Linked DNA regions of Homo sapiens: region 2 is linked to region 1. A link is an interaction called in ENCODE POLR2A ChIA-PET data of the cell type or tissue named here. Cell type or tissue: PC-9. All regions are shown on one strand. Each heading gives the region's core, and the rest is flanking DNA. Links, peaks and the distances in the headings are about the cores only.

Region 1 (5,377 bases), core at 357-5,356:
TTGGTGTCAGGGAGAGAACATAAGAAGAAGCAAGCGGATTGATGCTGGGTGAGAATTAGGTTTGTTCTGGGTGTGCTGAGTGCCTCAGACTTCATGGGACAGCTAAATGACAGAGTTTAGTAGGCATTTCATGTTCTGATGTTTGGAAGAGAAGGCAGTGCTAGAGGTAAGGACTTAGGACAGTGGCCTCTTGGTGAAACCCTGGGCATAGACCACCCAGAGACTGGGTAAAGTGAAAAAAAGGTCAGGACAGATCCCCCATGGAGTCAGGGGGTATGTAGAGAAGGGAAGAATCTGGCCAGACTGAGGAGGAAGGTTGAGGAAGATGAGAGAAGAAAGCAGAGAGAGAAATGTGTCCTTAGAACTTGGGATAGAAGAATTTTAAGGAGTGGTTATTTCTCCTTGCTCCTGAGAAAGAAAGTTCGAGGTAAGGATGTGTTTGAGTCAGGAGGGGCTTGAATTAATTGGATCAGTGCCAGTATTTTCAGTGGAATGGCTCAGTAGCAATTTTACAGTATGTTGGAGCATAAAAGAAATAAGGAAGTAGAATTTATGGGCAACCATATACAAAATAAATTTATGAAAGGATGCCATCTTTAAAATAGGTGTAGACATTCATATGCTTCCTCCCTGCATGCCAGTGGATCTGGGTTTCAGCACTTGCTCTAGAAACCACTGATTAAGTCTGAAGTTTTTTGGGATGCAGATTCTTGGGCCCCAACCTAGAATTTCTGGTTGTGACACTTGAGAATTTTTATATTTGAGAATTCAACAGGTGATTCTTATTTTTCCTAAGGTGTGAAAACCACTGATCTAATGTTGCTCAGTCATTTTCCTTTTCACCTCATAAAATATTCAAACTACAGAAAAGTTGGGAGGATAGCACAATAAACACTCATATTCCCTTCACCTGTAGTCACTAACTTTTTTTGTTTTCATATTTGTTTTTTTCTTTTCTTTTGAGACAAGGTGACACTCTGTCACTCAGGCTATAGTGCAGTAGCGCAATAATGGCTCACTGCAGCCTCAAACTCCTGGGCACAAGTGATCCCCCCACCTCAGCCTCCCCAGTAGCTGGGATAACAGGTACATGCCACCATGTCCAGCTAATTTTTAAATTTTTTTGTAGAGACAGAGTCTCCTATATTCCCCAGGCTGTTCTTGAACTCCTGAACTCAAGCAATCCAGCCACCTTGGCTTCCCAAAGTGCTGGGATTACAGGCGTTGGCCAGATCTGGCCACCAATTGTTAACATTTTGTCACTTTTTTTCTTTTTCTTTCTTTTTTTTTTTTTTTTTTGAGATGGAGTCTTGCTCTGTCACCCAGGTTGGAGTGCAGTGGTGCGAGATCTCAGCTCACTGCAATCTCCGCCTCCCGGGTTCAAGTGGTTCTCCTGCCTCAGCCTCCTGAGTAGCTGGGGTTACAGGTGCACGTCACCACATCCAGCTAATTTTTGTATTTTTAGTAGAGACAGGTTTTCACTATGTTGGTCAGGCGGGTCTCAAACCCCTGAACTTGTGATCCGCCCACCTCAGCCTCCCAGAGTGCTGGGATTATCGGCGTGAGCCACCACATTCAGCCTTTCCCCTCTTTCTTTTGCCGAATTATTTGAAAGTAGGTGCAAATTTCATGCTGTTTTATTCCTAGATACTACAGCATGCTAATAATAAGGCATTCTCCTGAACAGCCATAATGTCTTTTTTTTTTTTTTTTTTTTTTTTTTTTTTTTGAGACAGAGTCTTGCTCTGTTTCCCAGGCTGGAGTGCAATGGTGCGATCTCCACTCACTGCAAGCTCTGCCTCCCAGGTTCACACCATTCTCCTGCCTCAGCCTCCTGAGTAGCTGGGACTACAGGCGCCCGCCACCACGCCTGGCTAATTTTTTGTATTTTTAGTAGAGACGGGGTTTCACCGTGTTAGCCAGGATGGTCTCCATCTCCTGACCTCGTGATGCACCCACCTCGGCCTCCCAAAGTGCTGGGATTACAGGTGTGAGCCACCACGCCCTGCCCATAATGTCATTTTCAAACTAAGAAAATTAACAGTTCTCCAACATGATCCAGTAATCAGCCCATGTTCAAGTTTCCCCATCTGATTTTTTTTTTTTTTTTTTTTTGAGACGGAGTCTCGCTCTGTCACCCAGGCTGGAGTGCAGTGGCACGATCTCGGCTCACTGCAAGCTCCACCTCCTGGGTTCAAGCCATTCTCCTGCCTCAGCCTCCCGAATAGCCGGGACTACAGGTGCCCGCCACCATGCCCGGCTAATTTTTTGTATTTTTAGTAGAGACAGTGTTTCACCATGTTAGCCTGAATGGTCTCAATCTCCTGACTTCGTGATCGGCCTGCCTCGGCCTCCCAAAGTGCTGGGATTACAGGTGTGAGCCACCATGTCCGGCCCCCATTTGATATTTAAAACAAAAGTTTTTATCTTTTTTCTTTCAATTTAAGACCCAGGAAGATTCACATTTTGTATTTGATGTGTGTCTTCAGTGGGCCTTTTGTTTTATTTTTCATGACATCAACTTGTTTTGTTCAATGTTAAATTAAATCTAACACTGATTAAATTAGTGCTGCGATGATTACATTAGTAGGCACTTGATGAGGTTATCCCTTTTATTGCTGATGTCAATTTAATCACTTGTTCAAGGTGCTAACTATCAGATTAAGCACACTCATCCCTTGGTATTGTGGGGCATTGGCTCCAAGAGCCCCAGAGGAAACCAAAATCCATGCATCCGCAAGTCCCATAAAATCTTGTCATATTTGCATGTAATCTACTCACATCCTCCAATATACTTATTTATTATTATTTTTTTAGTAGAGACAAGTGTCTTACCATGTTGTTCAAGCTGGTCTCCAACTCCTAGGCTCAAGTGATCCTCCTGCCTGGGCCTACCAAAGTGCTGGGATTACAGCCTGGCCAAAACTAGGGTCCATATACCTTTTTTTTTGGTGTTTTTTTTTTTTTTTCCCCCTGAGGCAGTCTTGCTATGTCACCCATGCTGGAGTGCAGTGGCACAATCTCACTGCAGCATCAAGCTCCTCAACCTCCTGGGTTCAAGCTATCCTCCCACCTCAGCCTCCCGAGTAGCTGGGACTGTAGGGTCACACCAGCACACCCAGCTAATTTTTGTATTTTTTGCAGAGATGGGGTTTTGCCATGTTGCCTAGGCTGGTCTCAAACTCGTGAGCTCAAGCCATCTGCCCACCTCAGCCTCCCAAAGTGCTGGGATTACTGGCCTGAGCCACCATGGTTGGCCATAGAGCTTTTTTTATCCCCTGATTTCCTGTCCGTGTCATTATGTTTTCCTTTTTCACTCAGAACCATGATTTCCTGACTGCAATGGTCTGTGAACATTTTTCCCCTTACAATAAATATAATACATACTCACCAGATAAAAATGTAAATACTGATGAGGAAAAATTGTAACTAACATTTTCGGGGCTCTTGTGGGTTAGGGACTTTATACTAACTCATTGAAGACAGACAGTAGCCTGAGAGAAGGTAGGGTTTGGGTTATCCTCATTTTGCCGGTGAGGAAAATGAAGCTTGAAGTTAGACTAACTTAGAGTCTTAAGCTAATAAATGGCAGAGTTGGTTTTCAAACCAGAAATAACTTGTTTATAGTACCCTTCCAAAGCCTTTTCTATACACAAATATATATAAGAATGGGATCATATTGTGACCATCTTTCCATGTCAATAAATGGACTTCAACAGCATTCTTTTTAATCCAGTGTCCTTTTGTTTCCTCTTCTCCCGGCCTTGTCCCCAGGATCGACGAGAACGTGCTAGGAGCCCAGCTGGACGTTGAGGCCGCCCATTCAGAGATCCTCAAGTACTTCCAGTCTGTCACCTCCAACCGGTGGCTCATGGTCAAAATCTTCCTCATCCTCATTGTCTTCTTCATCATCTTTGTGGTCTTCCTTGCTTGAACCCTCTCTACTCTGAGGCACTCTGTTGGGGTTTGGGACCCTCCTGGGAAGGCAAGTGGCCAGTGCTGCCACTGAGCCTGTGCAGGGTACTTGGGAGAAAGGCCCTGTTTCCCTGGAACTGCTAAGAATGACCACTGCCCCTGATCCCCCACCCCTTGCCTCTGGCCACCCTGTCCTCCCCCCACCACCCTCAGGCCTATGAAACACACAGGGTTCTAGATTTGAACTCTGCTGTGAAGTGACTGGAAGGGAGCAGAGGCCAGCTGGGGGCCAGTGGGGGAGGTTGTTTCCACTAGGAGATTTTTATAAACCCTCTCCAGCCTCTCCCAAAGGAAGCGTTGGCAGCAAAGGGAGATGATGCCCTTACCCACCTTCCTGTGAGTGAAGAGAGGAAGCAGCCCCAGGGACCAATTTTCCCAATTGACCTCTTTCTTCCTCTTTCACCATGTGAGGCAGGGAGCCCTGAGCCCTTCAGCTGCCTGCACAACCCCTGACATTGGCTGCTGGTGACTCAATCTGCCAAATGTGCTGCAGCTCGTTTTCTCCCAATTACAGCAAGACTGTCAGCCTCACTAGCCATGTCATCATTTCTGGGTGGGAGCGTCGAAGGGCCTAGGCAGCGAGTGGAGAGAGCCCACTGCCCAGTACCAGAACTGAAAGGGTTGGGCTAATGGCTCTGCCAGGTATCACTGCTGACACAGGCTATTTTGGGCTCTGACACACAGCTGCCTCTAGGCAGGGGAGAACCAAGTGTTGCAACACTTCATTAGCGTGGAAACTTCCTTTCACACAGGGGAGCAGGATCCCAGAGGGGGTCCCTGATTGGGGGCAACTTCCAGGACTATCTCAAGCAGTGTTTGGACCTGTTTCATCTGTATCCTCCAACTATTTGGCCGTAATTCTTCCTTGAGCTAAGCGAGGCAGAAGCTCTGCCTGCTTCCAGGAGTGGAAGGTGAAGAATTTGTTCCCAACTCCAGTTGAGGCTTTTGATTCCCTCCAAGCACTTCACCAAATCAAAGCCAGTCACAGAGAATGGAGACACCTGCCCAGAATACCCACCGTCCAGGGAGATTAGTGTGCTTTGTTCTTCCTGACCGAGACTCACAACCACATTCTGAGGTCACTCGAGTGCCCCTGTCTCATACATTCCAAAGGAAGTTGAAGCTATAGAGACAACAGTCAGGGGCTGGTGGTGGTGCTTTTGGGGGTCTAGGAGAGCCCAAGGCCCTGATATTTTAAAATGTCCTCCTCGGCATCTCCAGCAAGTTGCCACTGCTGGTGAGCTTCACTGTCTGCCCCGTTGACACGATGGGTTTCTAGTAGGGGACGCCATTGATGGAAGGTCTGTGAAGACAATGCTCGCCAAACCCCTGACAGATGTCGTATCATTTGACTCAGCAACTCAGGGCGGGGCGGGGTGGGGGAAATTCATAACACAAATTC
Region 2 (5,377 bases), core at 81-5,080, 810 kb before region 1:
AAGTACAATTCAGTATTGTCTGGAGGCAAGTGGACACTTTGTACCTGAGGTTTAGAATAGGTGGTCTCTTGCCAGTACAATCCCCAGGCGTTTTCTGTGTTCAGAAGTAGTAAGAATGCCTTTAATTCAGAGGATTATCTAAGCTCTTTAAAGCTGTTTTTCTCCATTGTCATAGTGCCTTCTCTGAAAAATGAATGTACAGGTATCCTATTTTCTAATGTAATTAGGATTTTTTAAAAGCAATTTTTGATAGTTTTTCTTTTAAAAAGTAAAATTCAGCACTGTGACTTGAACCCCCAAATCTTTCACATACAGGTGAAACATTAAGCCACAAATAAAAATAATGAACAAGAAAGAAGACAAGATCCTAATTCCTGTCATTAGTGACCTAAGTACCCCATATCAGAAACTTTGCAAAACAGATCTAGGGACAGAAGGGCTTTGAAAGACATTTTTCTTTGGGGCAAATTTCGTGTGCCAGAACTACAGTTTAAATGTTTTTATGAGCAAGGGAAGGTAGCATTGATTCCCATAGCTTTCTAATTAGATACATGCTGTCATGGATGTAAGCCTTAAAGGAGTTAATACTAATCTTGTACATACACAAATTTTCCTCAGGTTTTTTTATTTTAAAAAATGATTTGTTAAAAGTACTGTCTGCTAGACCCTTGCCTTTGAGTGGCTTTGAAACTTAATATAGTTTTTAAAAAGTGCAATGGGATGAGATTATGCTATTAGTATATTAAAAGCATGTTTCTGTTTTACTCCAATTTGTAAGATCATTTAATGGAATAAAGATCACAACACCATGTTATCTGTGTTTTCTTTCTCTGTGTTTTTAATATGGGAGGTTCTGTGAAATAGTTTGGCTTGGCAAAGTGAATAAGACTTCTGACGGGATAGTGGCAATGTGGTTTGAGTTAGCTTTCTCTGTCCTACAAAACGACACTGAACAAGTGTCTTACTAGCATAGTCCTGGAGAAGGCTCTATTGTTGGCAGGGTTGCTTAAAAGTGAGCACAAGGGCCAGGTGTCGTGGCTCACTCCTGTAATCAGCACTTTGGGAGGCTGAGGTGGGAGAAATGCTTGAGCCCAGGAATTTGAGACCAGCTTGGGCAACATATGGAGACACTTTCCACCTCTGTCTCTACAAAATAAAAGTGCATAGTGGCACCCACCTGTAGTCCTAGCTACTCGGGAGGCTGAGGCAGGATGATCACTTGAGCCCAAGAGTTTTGAGACCAGCTTGGGCAACATATGGAGACACCTTCCACCCCGTCTCTGGAAAAAACAAAAAACAAACCCAGGCATGACGGTGCGCACCTGTAGTCCTAGCTGCTCTGGAGGCTGAGGCAGGATGATCACTTGAGCCCAGGAGTTGGAGGCAGCAGTGAATTACGGTCCCATCACTGTACTGCAGCCTGGGCAACAGCAAGACCCTGTCTCTCAAAAAAAATTACGCAAATTTCATTTACAGTAACATGGACTTGTGAAGACCTCTGAATTTGTAGCACTTTCATTTAGTTGCCCCATCTGGAGCCAGCTGATTAAACAGTTGCTCTTCAGGGGTGGGGGCAGGGAACGTAAATCTCTACTTAAAGCTTTCTCTTTCACTGATGGACACAGTGAGGAGATTGAATTGAACTTCTCAAATACGACAAATAGCTAGACATACCCCATTTAGCCCTACAGTAAAAAGATTTCTTCCCAAGTTGGAAACACTGGGTGGGATCAGCAGACTTTCTCTATCCAACCATCCATCCCTGGTTGTTACCATGTGTCAGGTGCTTTGCCAGGTGCTGCCCTTGAGTTCATCACAGTTTAGCAGGGAAGGGGCAAACTCAGAGGCTGATGATGTGAAGAGTATGGTGAAAACAAAGATTCAGGACTTGGGTGCCACCATCTACACTGATGTGTAGACGCTCTCAGCATAAACTGGGGAGAAGGAAGGACCAGGGTGACGAATGCGGTCCTGTATAGATGGGGAGCAGTCAAGCAAGCTGGCTTGTCTTTGGCGCATTGACATTCTTGCTTTTGATTATCATATATCACTTTGCAAAAGACAAGTCCAACTCTAATTAGCTTAAAGAAGGAAAAAATTGTTAACTGGGAAAAAGTTTCTTGTAATCGGACATATAGGGGTAAAGCTGACATCAGGCACTGGAGGAACTCAAATGTCAACAGGGCTCTTATTTCAGTGTTCAGTGACCTATTTATCTGCTGTTGCAGATAGGTTTCCTCCATGCCCCAGGGGAGGACAGGCACCAGTGGTTCCAGGTTTATGTCATCCCACTTTAATGTGCCCTGAGGAAACAGGCTTTTTTTTTTTTTGAGCTACCTATGAAAAAACACGTGTGTATATCTCCATTCCAGAGAAGGCTTCTGATTTGTTTGGCTTGAGTCATGCTCCTTCCATGGTCAACACTAGCCTGGCCTCTGAGGCATTATAACCAGCCAGACCTAGGGTGCAGGTGTCTGTAGTCAGAGTGATGACCACGTGCTATGACTGACAGCTCCACCAGAACCACATGGAGTCACCAAATGAAAGACTGCTGGGCAGACCAAAACAAATAATCCATTACAGATAACCAATTCCAGTTAACAATGGCCATTGAACAACAAGAGACACAAAACCTGGACATTTCCCAGGTTAAAGGTTCTGGAATTTTTTTGTTGTTGTTGTTTGTTTCTCTGAGACTGAGTCTTGCTCTGTCGTCAAGGCTGGAGTGCAGTGGTGCAATCTTGGCTCATTGTAACCTCCGCCTCCCGGGTTCAAGCGATTCTCCTGCTTCAGTCTCCTGAGTAGCTGGGATTACAGGCGCCCGCTGCCATGCCCAGTTAATTTTTGTATTTTTGGTAGAGGCGGGATTTCGCCATGTTGGCCAGGCTGGTCTTGAACTCCTGACCTCATGTGATCCACCCACCTTGGCCTCCCAACGTGCTGGGATTACAGGCGTGAGCCACCAGTCCTGGCCTTCTGGAATGTTTTATTTTTATTTTTATCTTATTTTTTTTGAGACAGAGTCTCGCTCTGTGCCTAGGCTGGAGTGCAGTGGCTCAATCTCGGCTCACTGCAACCTATGCCTCCCGGGTTCAAGCGATTCTCTTGCCTCAGCCTCCTGAGTAGCTGGAATTACAGGCACGCACCACCATGCTAATTTTTGTATTTTTAGTAGAGATGGGGTTTCACCGTGTTGGTCAGGCTGGTCTCGAACTCCTGACCTTGTGATCCGCCCGCCTCAGCCTCCCAAAGTGCTGGGATTACAGGCGTGAGCCACCGTGCCCAGCCTCTAGAATGTTTTTTTTAAAGAGAAGGTAGAGATGGTTATGCTGCACATTTAGGCAGTGGAAGCTCTTCAGGGCATTTCAATAGGGATTTGTTCTCTTTCCTCTTCAGTAGGACTTGGGTTTCAAAGGGGATTCAGAAGGAAGTTATACTTCACTTTTGGTTTCTTTCATAAAAGCCTGATTTTTCTGGTCAGAGGAAACTATCAAAATTGGCATAGTCACATGTTTTACACCTGTGAAAACCCTGCATTCAGCTGGCTGGTGGAGCACTTGAGACATACTCCCATTTTGAATGTTGTCATGTTGTGAAATTTGTGGTTTCTGTTCCTTGTTGTGAACTTTGTGGATTCTGTTCCTTGTGTGCAAAGAAGCATTGCAAACAGCTTCCCTTTAAATGCAGTTTCCCTAAAAAAAAAAAAAAAAAAACAAAATGCAGTTTCCCTGTTCACTTTCTCTCGTCACCCTTGCACCCTTTCTTTCTCCTGCCCTGGCCTTCCTGTGTGTCACCCAGCTTGCTCAGATTCCCCATTGGGCCTATTAGGCCTGCAAAGCAAATTAGCCTGTGCAATTTTCTCCCACCTGCTCAGCTATTCCTCCTCAGAGAGTCAGCAAAACAATGGATTCTGGAGGATCCATCTATCCTCCTTAGAAGGCAGAGAATGGAGAGATTACAAATACTTAAAAACTGGCCAGGCATGGTGGCTCATGCCTGTAATCCCAGCACTTTGGGAGGCTGAGGCAGGCAGATCATCTGAGTTCAGGAATTCGAGACCAGCCTGGCCAAAATGATAAAACCCTGTCTGTACTAAAAATACAAAAATTAGGCGTGGTAGCGTGGGCCTGTAATCCCAGCTACTTGGGAGACTGAGGCAGGAGAATCGCTTGAACCTGGGAGGCGCAGGTTGCAGTGAGCTGAGATCATGCCACTGCACTCCAACACTCTAGTCTGGGAGACATAGCAAGACTCCGTCTCAAAAAAAAAAAAAAATTAATAGTTTCCTCCTTATCACAAGAGGAATGGGGCTTCATAGCCATGCTATGCAGAAAAGCCTGGAAGCTTTGGAGGTGGACACTAGTTGGATCCTGGCATCACAGTCCACCTGTCCACCTGCTCTGTGCGGGGGGTAAGGACCGTCTTGTTGGTGATGGTGTGGCATCATGGGGCAGTTTCTCAGTAAGTCCCGGGGCCTTTCTTAGAGAGCTCCTCTTTTGAGAACTGTGTGAGAAGTGAAAATACATAGCCCTCAGTACTGTTCCCCCTTCCCAGTATGATTTTTTTTTGGTTTTGTTTTGCTTTTTTTCTGGCACAGCAACAGGAAAAGATAAGGGAGGTGACATCTGGGTGCTTCTGGAAGCAGAGGGTGAGGAAAGGCAGAAGTCAGCCCGGCTGCCTCAAAACCGAACCTGTCCATCCTGGGTTTGGATGACCTTATAGTCAGTCCCTGGCTCAGGGTGCTCCGTAATTTGTTTGATGAGTGATAAGGCACATAAAGCTATGGTATTTATATTGCCTCTGAGTCTCCTTGTCAGAAAGCTGGTGAAGATCATGTGATGTTGATGGGCACATACCTATTCTCATGTTAATAACAGCCACCGTGTGTTGTGTGAGGATTTACCACGTGCCAGACGTCAGGCTCAGCACTTTATTTTTATTTTATTTTATTTTATTTTATTTTTTGAGACGGAGTCTCCCTCTGTCACCCAGGCTGGAGTGCAGTGGCACGATCTCAGCTCACTGCAAGCTCCGCCTTCCGGGTTCACACCATTCTGCCTCAGCCTCCCAAGTAGCTGGGACTACAGGCGCTGCTACCATTCCAAGCTAATTTTTTGTATTTTTAGTAGAGACGGGGTTTCACCATGTTAGCCAGGATGGTCTCAATCTCCTGACCTCGTGATCTGAGGGCTCAGCACTTTATAAGCATCATTTCATTTGTTGCTCTGTCTTTGGGGAATGTATTTTTTTTTTTACATTTTTTTATTTTGAGACAGAGTCTCACTCTGTTGCCCAGGCTGGAGTGCAGTGGCATATCTCGGCTCACTGCAACCTCCATCTCCCGGGTTCAAGCGATTCTCCTGCCTCAGCCTCTCAA

Evidence for each region. Peaks named below come from ENCODE experiments on the same cell type or tissue, not always from the same donor. Only the 100,000 strongest peaks of a DNase experiment are listed, where the experiment ranks them.
Region 2: POLR2A ChIA-PET joins it to region 1 with 13 read pairs; 2 of 35 experiments call an interaction of 5 or more read pairs at or near these places.

Annotation. Positions count from the first base shown.
Region 1 is chr11:62,806,026-62,811,402 of GRCh38, reverse strand. It overlaps STX5 (syntaxin 5), which reads left to right. Exons shown (of 11, transcript NM_003164.5): 11 at 3,775-4,543. The coding sequence ends at 3,934. Among named protein-coding and RNA genes, the nearest start is that of NXF1, 3.3 kb to the right of the region's middle. In PC-9, for the core only: no CTCF peak of the experiment used is centred there; no DNase peak of the experiment used is centred there; H3K4me3 peaks cover 396 bases; H3K27ac peaks cover 587 bases.
Region 2 is chr11:63,619,519-63,624,895 of GRCh38, reverse strand. ATL3 (atlastin GTPase 3) reads left to right here. Exons shown (of 13, transcript NM_015459.5): 13 at 1-809. All of the region lies in intron 1 of LNCROPM (lncRNA regulator of PLAAT3 mediated phospholipid metabolism), which reads right to left. Among named protein-coding and RNA genes, the nearest start is that of LNCROPM, 5.9 kb to the right of the region's middle. In PC-9, for the core only: no CTCF peak of the experiment used is centred there; a DNase peak (open chromatin) is centred at 2,295.